Regions from separate parts of the Homo sapiens genome. Here region 2 is linked to region 1. A link is a loop called in an ENCODE intact Hi-C map of the cell type or tissue named here. Cell type or tissue: breast epithelium. All regions are shown on one strand.

Region 1 (8,000 bases):
GCTCTACCTCTCATTAGCTACATCATCCTGCAAAAACTCTTAATCTTATTCCCACCTCTTTGAACTTTAGATTCTCCTTTGAAAAAATGGTGATTATAATAATTGCAGCCCTATAATATTGTTTTAAAGATATAAGTCAAATAACACTTATAATTCACATAGTACAAAGCTTAGCACAGATTAGGTGCTAGAAAATGTTCATTTGTCATCCTGTATGAAATTGGGCATGTCATGTTAAAGCCAATAAAATAGAATAAAATAAAAAACCTTAAATATATTATAGCCACTACATGTTTTCCTCTTTTCCTTTAGATTCAATAGTTTTTAATCTAATACTGTTATTATTTGACATTTAATGAATATTGTCTAACAGGAACCCTGAAATTCACTCTCATATATACTTTGACCTGACATGGTGTGTATATTATAAAGCACAGCTAACTTGCTGGATATCTCCATAATATAGTAGTGCTATTTATAGGTGGGGAAAAAAGTAGCACACAAACATGTTGAGCCATACTTTTTCCATGTTATACAAGAATTTTTTGTGGTCAAGGACTTTCCTTATTTATATTTATATTTCTACAGTTGGCATATAGTAAGTATGCTTATATGCTAGATGAATGAATGAATGAAGAAGCAATTATTATTTCTTCTTGTGCTAATTTTCAGGAAAATGAGTTACTCTTGGAAGAATCAAATCATCTCCATTAATGGAAGCAGTAATGTCTCTGTTTGTGAACCATTCAGTTATCACAAGTAGTAAATTATAAACCCAAACCTCAATTTGAGTTGATTTTGCTACCATACGAGTTGTAAATGCTGCATGGCTAAAAACGTGAAGAGAGGGTGGAGATTGTAGGGCAGAGGTAGATCAATCACATTAATGCTTTTCTTTAAATTCCAAATCAATAAAAAAGTTTTTTCTTATTCTGTAGGGACTAAAATGTTATATAAGAATTCTGCTTTTTAAAAGCTACCATCTTTATGGAAAGAATAAAAGATTGAAAACTTTGATTTTTTTGTATCTGGTAGATTGCTGTTATATATTAGCAGGCTGATAATAAAAGTAGTATACTCCTAAATTTGGTAAATAACTGGAGCTATAAGTCTAGATATTATTTACCACATACAAAATATAGGAAGGACATATATTGATTATCAGTATATAAATGTTATAAAGAAGCCAGATAAATTATATTACATCCATGAATTGTTTCATTGTATCAATCAGTGAAACTCAGGGATCACATAAGAGAAGGGAAGTCCCGTGAGCAAGGAATGGAAAACAAGATGAGAGCAATTTCAGGTTAAAGGCAAGAAGCTCATACCAAACCAGTCATCCCTGAGGCTCCCACAGCTTTCCCCACGCCAGTATCTGGAACAACCATTTACCCAGTTGCTAAAGTCGAAAATTTGGAATTAACTAGGACTCCTACATTTTATTTAACCCTACATATTCAAGCCATTGTCAACAAATCCTGTCAGGTCTACTAACAAAATACATCTGCCTCCACCCACTTTTCTATATGTCCACTGCCACCACTCCAGTCCAAGCCACCTTTCCATCTTGACTGAACTTGTAACTGGTCCTTTCACACTTGACCCCTTAATATAGCTGCTAGACTCATCTCCAAAGAGTTAATGTAACTTCCCATTTGAAACTTTCAGTGTCTTCCAAAAAGAACTTAAAATATAATCCAAATCTATTACTTGCATGTTCTGGCCTCCAGGAGCCCAAAATTTCATTGTTATATCATGACACTTTGTTCCATCATTCACTGTAGTCTGACTACAAGTGTACTCTGTTAAGACATGGAAAACTCTTTTCCCAGCTCAGGGACATTGCACATGTTTCTTCTCGTTTTTGGAATGCTGTTCATATGGCCGGTTTATTCTCATTCTTCAGAAATAAACTTAGATATCAGATCTTTTTTCTTTAACCTTTGCATACAAAACAGGTCAACCTATATGTCATAGCAACCAGGTTATTTTCCTTATAATAGTAATCACAAGGAGTAAATACTTTATTTATTCATTATATACTTTTTTATCTTATGTTTCCAACACTTGGGCATAGTGGTGATCATTGTCACAAGCACCTGGGACTGTGCGTGGCATATAATAAGCACCTAATACCTATATGTACAAATAATAAATGGATAAATGAAGTAATAAATGCTTACCTACATGCCTGTCTAGAGATTCTTAAAGAGGGTAATGGGTGAATTTGGAATTTCAAAAAGGCTTTTAAATGTTATTTCATTAATTCATTCATTCTGAAGATATATCATCATTGAAACAGGTTAAATTCTTCGATAAATAAGTGTAGCAAATATAAGTACCATAAATATATTTTATTAGCTTTGACTCATATATATGGTTGTTATGATAGATAGGTTGACCTATTTTGTATTTTAATAAGGAAAATCAATAGTTATGCAATATGGTTCATGAAAACAAAATGCTATATTTATTTTTGCATAAGCATTTATATTTTCAAATTCCATAAATTTATACACGATGAAGTATTGTTGACTTCTTTATCATATTTATAAATAACTAAATATGTTTCAAAATTATTCACATAATACCTTTTAAGAGAAAAAGAAATGACATAGTCTCTCATTTTAATGTCTGTGTAGACTAGCATATTTTCTTTTCTCAAATAATAAAACACAACTAAGACCATAGAAATTAAAAGGTTTTCCTGTTAAGATTAACTGACATTTGTCTCAGAACAAAAGATAGTTTCTGGCATTCAATTCTTTATAATATTATTAGGGAAAGGCTTGCAATATTCCAGATGGGTTCAGTGTTTATCAACATACAGTAATGTTGTCAAATAAAGAACATGTAAATTTTGAGCTTTGAAGTCAGCACCTTGAACTTGTGAAAGTACAAATGAATTATTTAAGAAGCATGAAAGTAGTGTTATGTTACATAAGGAAGGAAGATAGAAGAAGTCAGCTTGTGGTTATACAGACTATATTACTTTTAATTTTTGGCCTTCTATATTTTAAATGTATTGACTTTTTTTAGGACAATATGTCTTAAGTAGAGACCAACTTTTCACTGGAATAGTTTGTTATTCTTTTTATTTAATATAGATATTCTGGCTAGTTGTATTAACCTGGTAATATAACCTGAAACTCCCCAAAATGCTTCCTAAGAGGAAGTATACCATACCAATTGGGTTACAAATATGAAATAGTATATTCAAATTGGGATAATTTAGGAAGAGTTTATAAAAGGGGCAGGTTACGAAGGTGTGAGCAAGTTGTAGGGGAACCACAGGGCTTATTCCAAGCTAGAAACAGAAAACTACAAAAAAAAAATAAATAAAAACAACCCCCCAACACAACTGTTACCATCTTCGGACTTAGGAGAAGGGAGTAAGCAGTTAGGCAAAAAACCAAAAGAAGAGTGAGAGAGAGAAGCTGCCTCGAAAGAAGCCGTCACCGGCCACCCAGGGACACGACCAGCCAGAAATAACACGCAGGAGGTGAGCCAGGGAAATTGATACTGGGACCTTGCTCTCCTTGCTTCTCTCCAATACGGCTGCAGAATAGGCCGGGGTTGAGCATGTGACCTGGTTTTAGCTGATGTAGGGGGCTACTTTATTCTCTATTTACTTTAAAAATGGGTTCACATAAAAAAAGGAAAAAGTATTAATCGTTAACACATTAATATAATACTGTATTACTGTAGTGTATGTAACACAATAGATTTCAAAGCTATTTTATTTTTATCTTATGTGTATCCTCACAAAATCGCTGACAGCTTAAGAACATGGGTCCTGGAGTAAGACACACTGAGTTCAAATCTCAGAGTCCTTCCTTATCAGCTACATATCTTTGAACAAGTTCCTAATTTATTTACCACTATTTCTTCATCTGTCATAAGAGGATGGTAATATCTCCTCCTGCAGTGTTGTGAGAATTCAATGAATCAATACGTGTAAAGCGCTGAGAATAGTTCCTGGCATGTGGTAAGTGCTTAGTAAATGCAGCTCTTCTTACTTTCATTTCATAGGAACAGAAAAGAAGTTCAATGAAATAAAGGAATTTAAGGGTATGCCGTTTTCAAACAAGGGCGAGAGGTAGCACTTACCAAAGTTTCTGGACTTACAATCCAAGGTTTTGTATATTCTACATAAGTACATAATCATAATCAATTGCTTTGTTTTTTTAAGGTTTTCCAAACATACACTTTTTCTTGGCTTTACTCACTATCATGTCTGATTATTGCTTATCCTTGTTCTTTCCCCTCTTTTCACAGGGAAGTGAGAAAAAAAAAAACAGTAATTGTGTGTTCCATGGTGATGTGCTATTAATTTAGTCTAAGATTAGTGACTGTATTAACAATAAACCTACTCAGAGGTAGCATTTCCACACATGTATATATGACCACAGTGGACTTCTGTTAATTACTGAAATGATCTAATCTATTATGTAATTTTAAAAGACGGTTTTACAACCTTAAATCTTCCATAGCTGAAAAATTTTAAACGTTGCCTTCTGGATTGACTTAGGGCATTGTGGTCAGTACCACAAATGCTGCCTGATATACAGTAGATGCTGAATAAATATTTGCTGAAGTAATTAATTAATTAAAGTGTTCCACCCAACATATTGCTTTTATTAGTATACAAGAAAGTAAAACTGCACAGAATACGAAAAAATCAGAAAAAATGTGAATATCTAGATTTAGAGGGAAATACAAAGGATCAATAAATCACAATGTGTAGGTTTCTTTAGTTAGAAAGACCTTAAATCTATGTGGTATCTCAACATAAGCGAAAACAACAATACCGTACAGAATTTTCTCAGGCTGATATAGAGATAGTCTGCTTAATTGTGAGTATATTTCCCTAACTGTTGTGAGAGAGAAATTTTGATGGTGCAATATGAATTTTTAATCCGAATTGTAGCAGTTAAGAGTTTTACTCCACTGAGTGGCTGAATCTTACTCCTCCCAAAGGGTAAGATTCTTTTTCATCTTGCAAAGCAAAGTTGTTGAAAACCAAAGCAAACCCCTTAACCTAGGGATGATCAAAACAGACTAGTTCTAACTGAAAAAAATTAACCAAGGAAACAAACCTAAAGTTACCTTTCATTTAAATTCAGTCAGGAATTGTTTACATGAAAATCACAAAGATGGAGCTTTTGTCCATTTACCGCAAATAGATGAGTAAAAAATTGTAATCTATAAAAATGTCCTGGCTGGGCACGGTGGCTGACGCCTGTAATCCCAGCACTTTAGGAGGCCGAGGCAGGTGGATCACGAGGTCAGGAGATCGAGACCATCCTGGCCAACATGGTGAAACTCCGTCTCTACTAAAAATACAAAAATACAAAAATTAGCTGGGTGTGGTGGCGTGTGCCAGCTACTCAGGAGGCTGAGGTAGGAGAATCCCCTGAACCAGGGAGTCAGAGGGTGCAGTGAGCCGAGATCACGCCATAGCACTCCAGCCTGGCAACAGAGTGAGACTCCCATCTCAAAAAAAAAAAAGTCTTTATGATTTTTCCTGTCATAATATTTTAAACATTTTGCTAATGATGTCTGTAGGGTAGTATTTGGAAGAAATAAAATAGAATATTATAGAACTCGAGGCTCATCTACTGCTTTAATCTCTTTGAAACCTCTTTATTCCAATTTTTTTTAAAAGTCTTTAAAAATGTATCTAAGTAAAATCAACATCGTACTGTAGAAGTTCTAAATGAATATGATTATGATAATAGCTTCTTACACAAAATTTAAGAGATATTCATTTGCCTTTTGAATCATTATAGGGTGAATATATCTACATCTTTCATTTTCCGTGATTGCATTCTGTATATCAAGTAGAGCAGGTCTAGTTACTAAGTTATTGATAATGTGTTTTGTTAACATGCAATTCTCCTATTCCTTTGGATTCAGCAGAGTCTTTTGGAACTTAAACATCTTGACTCTTCTGTTTAAAGCCTAAATCAACCTGAGAGAAGGTATGTTTTTAGAATGGAAAAGTTGCTTACAATAGTTTTAAAAGGCCTAGACACCTCAAGTTTAAGTCTTCAATTTGTGCTTCACTAATCTCTTCAAGTTATTGCCAAAAAATAATTTTCTAAATTTTAAGAAATCAGTAAGTTTTAAAAATGTACTTTTAAAAGTAAATTCCAAACATATTCTAAAATAAATCACACATTATTTAAATAGGACTTTTTTATTTTAGAAATTGTTCCCTTTGATTTTGCTGAGGGCGAATAATTACAGTTACTATGGTAATTAATATTCATTTAAATTCAAGTCTCCAGAGTTGCATAGAAATAAATTATGTTTTTATATTGTAACTGTTTTGCATACTCTTTTAAAACATGACTCTAATCATGAAGATTAGATTTTTTTCCTTGAAATTTTGCTAGCTGTGACATAATTCTAAGGAACTGTGTTACATAAAGAATACTTGTCTGCCTTATTTTTATCTATACCTCAAATTTGCCCTGCTTTCTTGATGTCTCCTGAAATACTTATAACAGAATGAGGAGAAAATTACTGTTTATGTCAAATGTAAAAAAAAAAAAAAACTAAAACTCCAAAAAATTGGTTTGGGTAACACTAACAGGTTCTACCATATTAGCATAAAATCCCCTTAAAAAATAATTGCTAAAATTAGACTCCCTTCTGGCTTTCTCTGTGTCCTCGTAATTTTTCTCAAAAATTTCCCACTAATTCAGAACTCTTTTTTTCATGGTAAAATATAAACAACATAAATGTACCGTTTAAATTATTTTTAAGCATACACTTCAGTAACATTAAGGACATTTATACTACTATGTAGCCATCACTGTTATCTATCTCCAGAACATTTTCCATCTTCCCAAACTGATACTTCATACCCATTAAACAGGAGCTCCCCATTTTGTCCTCTCCCAGCCGTTGCAAACCACTATTCTACTTTCTGTCTTTATGAATTTGACTATTCTAGGTACATCATATAAGTGGAATTATACATCCTTTCTCCTTTCGTGACTGACTTAGTTCACTTAGCCTCCTGTCCTTAAGGATAATCTATGTTATAGCATGTGTAAGAATTTCCTTCTGTTTTAAGGATGTATATTTTTCAATTGTATGTGTATACCACCTTTGTTTATCCATTCATCTTTTAATGGACATTTGGGTTGCTTCCTTCTTTTGGCTACTGTTAATATTGGTGTTACAAACACTGGTACACAAATAACCATTCAAGTCCCTGCTTTCAATTATTTTGGGTATATATCTAGAAGTGGAATTACTAGATAATATGGTAATTATATTTTTAATGTTTTGAAGAGTTGCCATACTGTTTTCCATTTCTAATTCAGAGGTTCTTTTTTAAACAGTAAAATACATAAAATTCAAAAATGAAAAAGCAAATTAGCATGCCACTGTGGATTGCAACATTGATTTGCTAAAAGAGACTTGAGGTTAATTATTAACCTACCCAATTCTTTTATAATGAGATAAGTAAACCAGGGGGAATTTGTGAGATGTCTAACCCTGGTACTCAAATTTGCAGGCCAGTGGTTGCCCCATAAGCCTGCATTTCAAATGGGTGCTTAAAACTTAGTTAGGATTTTAGAAAAAAAAATTAATACATAAACTTATATAACTGTAGAAATAATTTACTTTAGTTTTTGTAGCATCTGAGATTTATATATATATATATATATATATATATATATATATATATATATATATATATATATATATATATATATTGCAGGGGCAATGTGGCATAATTATGGCTTTTGATGTTTTCTATTAAAATCTCTTACATGTGGTGTTTAAGAACTGTTGTTGTGTGTAGAGAGTTCTTAACCTTATTAACACCTCCACATTATCTCTTATACTAAGTAAATTACACTTCTAGAAAAAGCAAAACCTGCAAAGTATAACAATAATAAATTACTCTTAAATTCTATAAATAATTAAATTACTTCCATTTCAAACAGATTTTGTTCCTTTTTGTCAGGAGCATT
Region 2 (8,000 bases), 50 kb before region 1:
GATGGGGGAAAAAAATGACTTAAAAACCATCTAAGCCAGATGCTCTTAGTGTTGGGAACAGTTTTTATCCACTGATTCCAATTATTTAGTAGTGAAGTAATTATGCAAGTTTTCTATTTCCTTTTTAGTCATATTTAGTAAATAATATATGTATGAAGTTTTTTCTAGTTTGTGTAAGTTTTCACATGTAATTTACATAAATTTGATCTTGGAAAATTCATTATATTTCCAATCTCTATAATATTTGTTACTATATCTTCATTTTTCTTCCCAGTTTTTAGTTTCTTGTTTCTTTTATTTTGGTCAATTTTTATCTTTTTTTTTTTAAGAATCAAAGGATAAACAGTTTATTGAATGGAATGATGTATCAAAGGGTTCACAGAGAACGAGTGACATTATTATAACTTGAAGTATGATATATGAGAGATTTATGGATGTTTATAATACCCAGATTGGCACATAGATCTATCACATGCAGTGAATGAATACACAAATAAACAAATGATTCTCAAACTTAATATTTAGTGTTGATCAATTGACCCATGAAAAATGCATGTAAAGTTAACAAAAAAGACATTTTTCAGAAGGCTTTTCCTTTCCTTTTCCTCTGTATTCTAAAAATCAGGTTTTTTTTGGTAATACAACCCATTTTTTACTTTAATGTACACAGAAGTTTCTTGTCTTCATTTTGGTTATTTCATGTGTTGATTTCTAGCGGCTTCCCAGTTTCTCAGCCTTTAGAAACTTGAATTACTTCAGTCATCTAAGTGTCTTCTTTCTTGAATTTAGAAACCTAAATTTTGATCAATCTTTCTAAAGGTTTATGTAATCAATCAGTTTTTTCAATTTTTGGTTTTGTTGATTTTCTCTATTTTGTCTTTGTTTTTTTATTTTCTCACTTTTGCTCTTGTGGTAATGATTTCTTTCCTCCTACTTTCCCTGGACTTACTGTTTTATATTCCTTCTGTTAAATTCTTGTGTGTGTGTGTGTGTGTGAGAGGGAGTCTCATTCTGTCACACAGGCTGGATTGTAGTGGCAAGATCTCACCTCACTGCAACCTCCGCCTCCCAGGTTCAAGCGATTCTCCTGCCTCAGACTCCCAAGTAGCTGGGATTACAGGTGCCTGCCACCACACCAGGCTGATTTTTGTATTTTCAGTAGAGAAGGGGTTTCCACTATGTTGGCCAGGCTGGTCTTGAACTGCTGGCCTCAGGTGATCCACCCACCTCGGCCTCCCAAAGTGCTGGGATTACAGACGTAAGCCACCGTGCCTGACCCCTTCTGTTTTGTTTGTTTGTTTGTTTGTTTGTTTTTTGTGATGGAGTTTTGCTCTTGTTGCCCAGGCTAGAGTGCAATGGCAGGATCTCGGCTCACCGCAACTTCCACCTCCTGGGTTCAGGCGATTCTCCTGCCTCAGCCTCCTGAGTAGCTGGGATTACAGGTACATGCCACCATGCCCCGCAATTTTGTATTTTTAGTAGAGACGGGGTTTCTCCATACTGGTCAGGCAGGTGTTAAACTCCCGAACTCAGGTGATTCGCCCGCCTTGGCTTGCCAAAGTGCTGGGATTACAGGCGTGAGCCACAGTGCCTGGCCCTGTTAAATTCTTAAGTAAGATACTTAGTTCATTAATTTTTTGACTTCATTACTTTCCAATAAGGGCATTTATTATACTCGTTCATTTATTACCTGCATATACTGGATGCCACACTCTATGCTATGTAATATTTTCATTATCATTTAATTAGAAGTACTTGAATTTCCTTTACAACTTATTCTTTGATTCATGCATGCTATTTTATCTTGTATTTATTTCTTTTGAAAGATACTATTTTATACATGTATTTTTTCAGATTTATGTACATGTTTACTATTTTATTTATTCACATCTTGCTTCTTATACTATCGTTTTGGAATCATTTTCCTTCTTATTTATGCCCATTTCTTTATGGTAGGTCTTTGAGTGACAAACTCCCTCTTTTTGTTTATCTCTAAACACCAATATTTTACCCTTATTCTTGAAAAAATAGTTTGGCATATATCATTCTGGGTTGAAAAATGTGAGGGTACTATTTTCAACTGTCTACTTTCTATTGTGGTAAGACAGCTGCTTTAAGTCTGGTTGTCATGTTTTTTTGTCAGTGATTTCTTCTATATGCCTAATTTTTAAAATGTCCCCTTTCTCTATCCCCTTTATACTATGCAGCTGTAATAAAGTTTCTAGATATGTGTTATTTTTCCTATTTTGAACATGTTATACTTCCTTCTAGAAAATTCACAGCCATTATTCATATAAGTATTGTATGCTCTCTGTTCTGTTTTCTTTTTCTTAGAATGAAGTCCAGTATTGTTAGATTTTTTAAATGTCTTTTCATTAGTAATTATTAGTATCATTTATTAGTATATACTGATAAATATTAATATATATAGTGTATGACTGTGTATCTATTTATTGAGTTTTTTCTTATAATTATATATTTAATTTTATAAGTTTAATTTCCCCCAATCTGCTTATTCTTCTTATCTTTTTCTCAATCTCCTGATTGCATTTATTATTTTTTAAACTTTTCAAACATAGTTGTTTTGTGTATGATTCTTTAACGCATCAAAAGTCCTTGGGATACTAAATCTGTTGCAGATCGTTTCTCCTCATTCACTCATGTTTTGTTTTTTTCTGTAATTGGTAGTCTTTGATTGTGTTATTATTGCCTGATCATAATCTGTGGTGTCTGAGTCTTATATTTTGAGAGCTTTTCTCTAGATAGGATTTACTTCTATGTCTATAAGAAATCAGTGTATGCTGCTAGAATGGTACTACTTCAGTTTTCCTTCAGTACCTTAGCTCAGCACCAAAGTCGCAGAATCAATTCTCCCTCCTAGCCAGTGGCCCAAGACTCTGATCCTGACAATAGTGTTCTCAGAGCACTTTGAAATTTGCTCTCAGAGAAAACTCACTACACCAGACTGACAGCCATCTTTCCCCTCCAAGCTCAGATTTTTTTTTTGGACAAGAGAAGGCAAGTCCTTGAAATTCTCCCTTAAGTTTTGTAAAAACAAAATTACCATCAAGAGTATGCTTTACACATACCTACCTACTTTGTAAAGAAAGAGCCTTGCAAAATGCCTACTCTGGCATTATTATAAAAGCCAATAAGTCACTTTCTAGTTAGGCTATTGGACATAGCACTTTTTTTTCCATTAAAAAAAGAAAAAGTAGGAGTTCAGGAGTAAGAAATCGTTCATTCATACAATCATTTATTCCCTAATTTTTATTGAATGATTACAGTGTGTCAGGAAAAGCGCTTTTCTCCAGGGAGGCCAAAGATACATCAGATATATTCCCAACAGGACTTAGAACCCAACATGGAGAGACAAACATGGTCAGAGAAAGGTGTACAGTCACTTGCAATTCTCTTTTGTCCCTGAAAAATATTTACTTAGCAAATGACATATATGTTTAAATGAAATGAAAGACATATCAGGAGTATAATTGTTTTAAGAAATACATTTCATCAAGGACATATGCTGACTGGAATATTTTAACTTTTGAAATGGTGTTATATTTTGTTTTGGATTCATTCCAAACTAATATTTTGAGAAATAAAACTTATGAATCAAATGTATTATTTTATGATTATAAATATGTTAAAGACATTTGTAAATGCCTTACCTTGATCTGAGCCTTTAAAAAAGGGAAAGAAGAGAATGAGAGGTATAAAATACTCAATTTTTCTAGATTAGTTTCCTGAATGATGGATTGGGGAAAAATAACTGAAAGTTAAAATGATATTGATGAAAGATATAAAGATACTCATAATCATGAAAGAAAATAAATTTTCAATGAGTTAATTATATCTTAAGCATATTTAAACAAATATGATACTGTTTAAAAATTTTAATATCATTCCTAATGTGAATCTGTAGTGCTAAACATTACACATGTAGGTGTGCAATAAATATTTGTTAAATGTGGGAAAGAGGAGAGAAATGGTGTACTTTGCTTTCCTCTGCTCACTGTTTCAGGCTCATCTCTCCTTCCTTACTATATTCAAGCCACAGAACACTGTCTCTTCCTTCAACTTGCCAAGTTCCTTACCTTGGACTTTCACACTTATGTTCCCTTTACCTAGAATCTTCTTATCTTCTCATTTTGTCACAGTTATTAATATTAAATACCTCTCCATCTTAGGTTAGTGCCTAATCCAAAAATGAAAATGTTTCATCTCTTTAATTATTTAAAATTTTATCCACAAAGGATTTTTATCATAGCATTTCATTTAACTCTAAATTCTAATATAACTTTAGATTGCCAAAAAGTCTTGGATTTAATTTTTAGGAAACAGCATGGTGTGAAGGAAATAATTCTGGATCTGCTGTCAGGTTGACACAAAAATATGTAGCTCAGGAGCTGGAACATAGGGGTATTTAACTCATTTTGGTTTCTTCTCTTTCTTTCCTTTTATTCTTTCTACTTTTTTTCTATATTAAAACAAAATATTAGTACAAGGTGAAGTGTAGATTTGTAATAATAAAAACAAGTAGGTGTTTTAGATTTTTATATGCCACAGATTATAATACTTGGGCTAAAAATTGGTCCAAAAAATTCTGACAATTAGGCGAAATGGAGAAACATTTATTTTGACAACAAACAATATAACTCCATAATTACAAAATTAGATTTTTTTCTGAAGCAAAACTCAAGTAAAAAAAAATTCAAGTGCTTTTTAAAAGACGATTGACTAAATCAACAAACAAATTCAACCAATGTTTCTGAATGCAGAATGCAGGCATATTGTTGAGTTTTAATTCACTGGAGTAATTTTTTCAGGGAGCTTAATGTGTTACAGATATTTTGTTACTGATCATTTAATTTATCAAAGGAATAGAAATCAGACACGGTTCATGAATTGTGATTTGAAATGTCCATTTTGTGATCTGCTTCAAACAGATGCCTGAATTCAAAGACAAGTGCTTTAACAAGCTCTTCTGATACAGACTGTAAAAAACTGGTAGTATTTTTAAATCAAAGGATATATATGGTCAAGTTTTTGACCATTACACAGGACCAGTTTGAGTTTGTTTTGTCCTTTCACAAATTCATACCCTCATCTCAACATGTATCTTGCCTGGGATATTCTCTGCCATTTTATAAAGTCTGTCTTCATTTCTAATTTTGCCTTCAACTATATCTTTTAGAAAATTTTACCAGCTTCAAGGTGTCCAATGAATAGATAAGACAGAATTACAAACCAATACATCTCTTACAACTGGAGACTAATTAATATTGCATGATTATAAGAGGACGCTCATCCACTAATGTTGAGAATAATGTTAAGAGAAGTAGAATGTGGCAAGTTAAAAACAAAAGAGGTGATAAATGCAGATGCACAAATCAAGCTCGCTTTAGATTACAGATAACTACTCCTAATGACTCTTTCAACTATTCTTTTTTTTTCTGTAATTTTTCAGTGAAAGCAAAGTCATCATACACTGTTTGCTTCATTGTATGAGAATCAATGTTTGCATGATAAACTGCCCTAATGGAAGAGGACTCTGAGTTACCTTTTTCGAGCAAAGCCACCTAGGTTACTCTGTTTTCCCCAGAGTGACCCTTCTGTTCTGCAAGTAAGTCAATCAGAAAATGCTCTCCAGGCCATTTTAATATGAAATACAAAAGCTTAGAAGTCCTCTCTAAATAATTGAAGGCAACCATTAGGAATATAGCCAACCAGTCTCTTAATGGAGAGGTCATGAGGGACAATAGGCATAGAATCTCTCTGAAAAGTCCAAGGAACATTTGGTGGTTTACAATTGATTTTTCTGGGCAGATTTCCTTTTTTCAAATAGTAATTATATCAGTGTCATTAATAATGGCTGTTGCAAGGGGCTTTGCTTTACTCTCCAAGGCAAAAATTATATCTGGTCAAAGAAGCCTCATAATTATTTCTAGTTATTTGAAGCAGAATACAGACTTAGGTTTTTTTCCCTTTCATTTGAGAATCTAAGACACTTAAGTCTACCCTTGAGGAATGAGGATAATAATAGCAGAGCCGGGAAATGAAGCAGCTTACTATACATCGGTTACTATGCGGGAATAAACTAAAACAGTTTCGTTGTAATAGTTTAAGTATCAGAGCACTTTTGTAGTAATTATTTTTTCTCTAAATTTTAAAGGTTTGATGCATTTCTTGAGGGTGTTAAGTACCTATCTAAATTAAGAAAGTAAGGCATTTTCTAAAAGAAATTCCTTTCTAAAGAGGTGTACTGATTAACAATTAGAAAAGATGAGCCAAATATCAGAGTTGGGAGAATTGGTTGAAGCAGGGGAATGCCTCAGTGTTTAGCCATGCCTTTATTAAGATATTTATTTGAATATATTAAGTAATACAAATCTATATAAAAAATTATTGGGAAATGGCCTTTCTCAATTTAATTTTCCTATTTCAAAACTCAACCCTATATCAGACCATTATTTTATATAGATTTTCTTATTAAGATTTTCAGATTGAAGGGAGTAGCAGTAGAGTATCAGAAGTATCAGAAGCAAAAAAGTAAATGTATGATTTGGTAAGTATGTTTGTACTTGTAGCCCCAAATAATGATTGTTTAAGGAATAGACACAAATATGGTAGCATTTTTAATTGCATCTGAAATGAACAAATCTTGCATTTGTCTCCAGGGAATATGACTCGGTCAACTCTTTGGTAAGGCCAGTTATCAAGGAAAAACTTGCTAAGGGTTAGATAACATAATCTAGTTGCAGCTCTTATCTTGAAATTTATATTTAAAAACTAGTAAGATTTATCTTTAGGTATTTAGGTATTTAGTCCTTCATCATTTGGGGATAGTAAATTAGGTGCCTGCCTTGTACTTTTGGCTTGTGAAAGAAAATATAATCTCAGGACCCCAAACTCACCGTGCCAAAGGGAAAGTAAAGCTTGGGAACTGAGCCATGCAAAAACTGCTTTCCTTTAGTTCCCAGACAGAGAACTGTAATTTCACAACCTTGTATCATAGCCTCATTTCCATTGCACTCACTTTTCAAAGGCTTAGTTTATCTTATGTAAAATGTAGATTTACTAACCAAGGCAATGTAAAATTGACTTTTTCCTTTACTCCCTGTTTTCACACATAAAATGTAGATTCATTGGGGCTAATCAGAGCCTCACACGAATGTAACGATCTGCCTCACTTCCTACCCTCCTTCCCCTTTTCTCCCTCCTGCTTGCTCTTTCCCCTGTAAATACTTAAGTTCCCAAAACCCCCTTTGGAAAAAACTCAGGTCACAGATGCTCCAATGGCTGTACTTTTTTCCTCAGGCGCATCCTCAACCTTGGCAAAATAAACCTCTATCAGTTGAGACCTGCTTCAGTCACTTTTTGGTTTACAGGCTTTCAAAAGTAGGAACATTATATTTACATTTTTCTTTGCTGGAAGAGTAGTTTTTTGAAGGCTGACTGCACTTTGAATTCATGGCAATGCTACATTTTTTAAAAGTGGTGTCTGTGAGTTTTGTTTCTTTGATTTTCACCAAACTACAACAGAAATTTAGAGGAATTTTGAATTTATGTCCTTGTTACTCCCCAGAAGGCATTTTCTTAAAAAAAAGAAAAGCAAAGAAAAGAAAAATACTAATAATCCCAAGCTACACTGATTCTTGGTGGGTATTAGCCCAAATGCTTAAAAGGGACATTGTGATCTCTGATAATTTACCATTGCAGATAACATAACCTCTGGACTCCCCAAGTATATCCCACATTGTATTATTTTCTTTCCTCCAAACAGTACAGTTTCTTTAACAGAAAGTGGACATTTTTTAGAAGAAAATAATCATTTAAAAATAGCTTTATATTTTTTCTCTTTTCTTACAAATGCAAAACTTGATAGTATATGTAGATTTCCAGATTGCTGAGGAAATTGAATTACTGTTTCATCCTTATCTTTTTATGTACTTCTCTGTCATTTTTAATTTATATATACGTATACATAATATTTTCAC

What was found. A loop is a pair of places that touch in the nucleus more often than their neighbours do. Peaks named below come from ENCODE experiments on the same cell type or tissue, not always from the same donor. Only the 100,000 strongest peaks of a DNase experiment are listed, where the experiment ranks them.
Region 2: it touches region 1 in a loop (20-fold over the local background); 2 of 110 quality-filtered maps call a loop at or near these places.

The regions. Positions count from the first base shown.
Region 1 is chr3:97,362,911-97,370,910 of GRCh38, reverse strand. The region is part of intron 5 of EPHA6 (EPH receptor A6); the gene reads right to left. LOC101929278 (a long non-coding RNA gene) reads left to right here. Exons shown (of 7, transcript XR_924240.3): 5 at 5,923-5,987. Among named protein-coding and RNA genes, the nearest start is that of ARL6, 400 kb to the left of the region's middle. In breast epithelium, no CTCF peak of the experiment used is centred here; no DNase peak of the experiment used is centred here.
Region 2 is chr3:97,412,620-97,420,619 of GRCh38, reverse strand. All of the region lies in intron 6 of EPHA6 (EPH receptor A6), which reads right to left. It overlaps LOC101929278 (a long non-coding RNA gene), which reads left to right and starts at 5,537. Exons shown (of 7, transcript XR_924240.3): 1 at 5,537-5,626; 2 at 6,498-6,568. In breast epithelium, no CTCF peak of the experiment used is centred here; no DNase peak of the experiment used is centred here.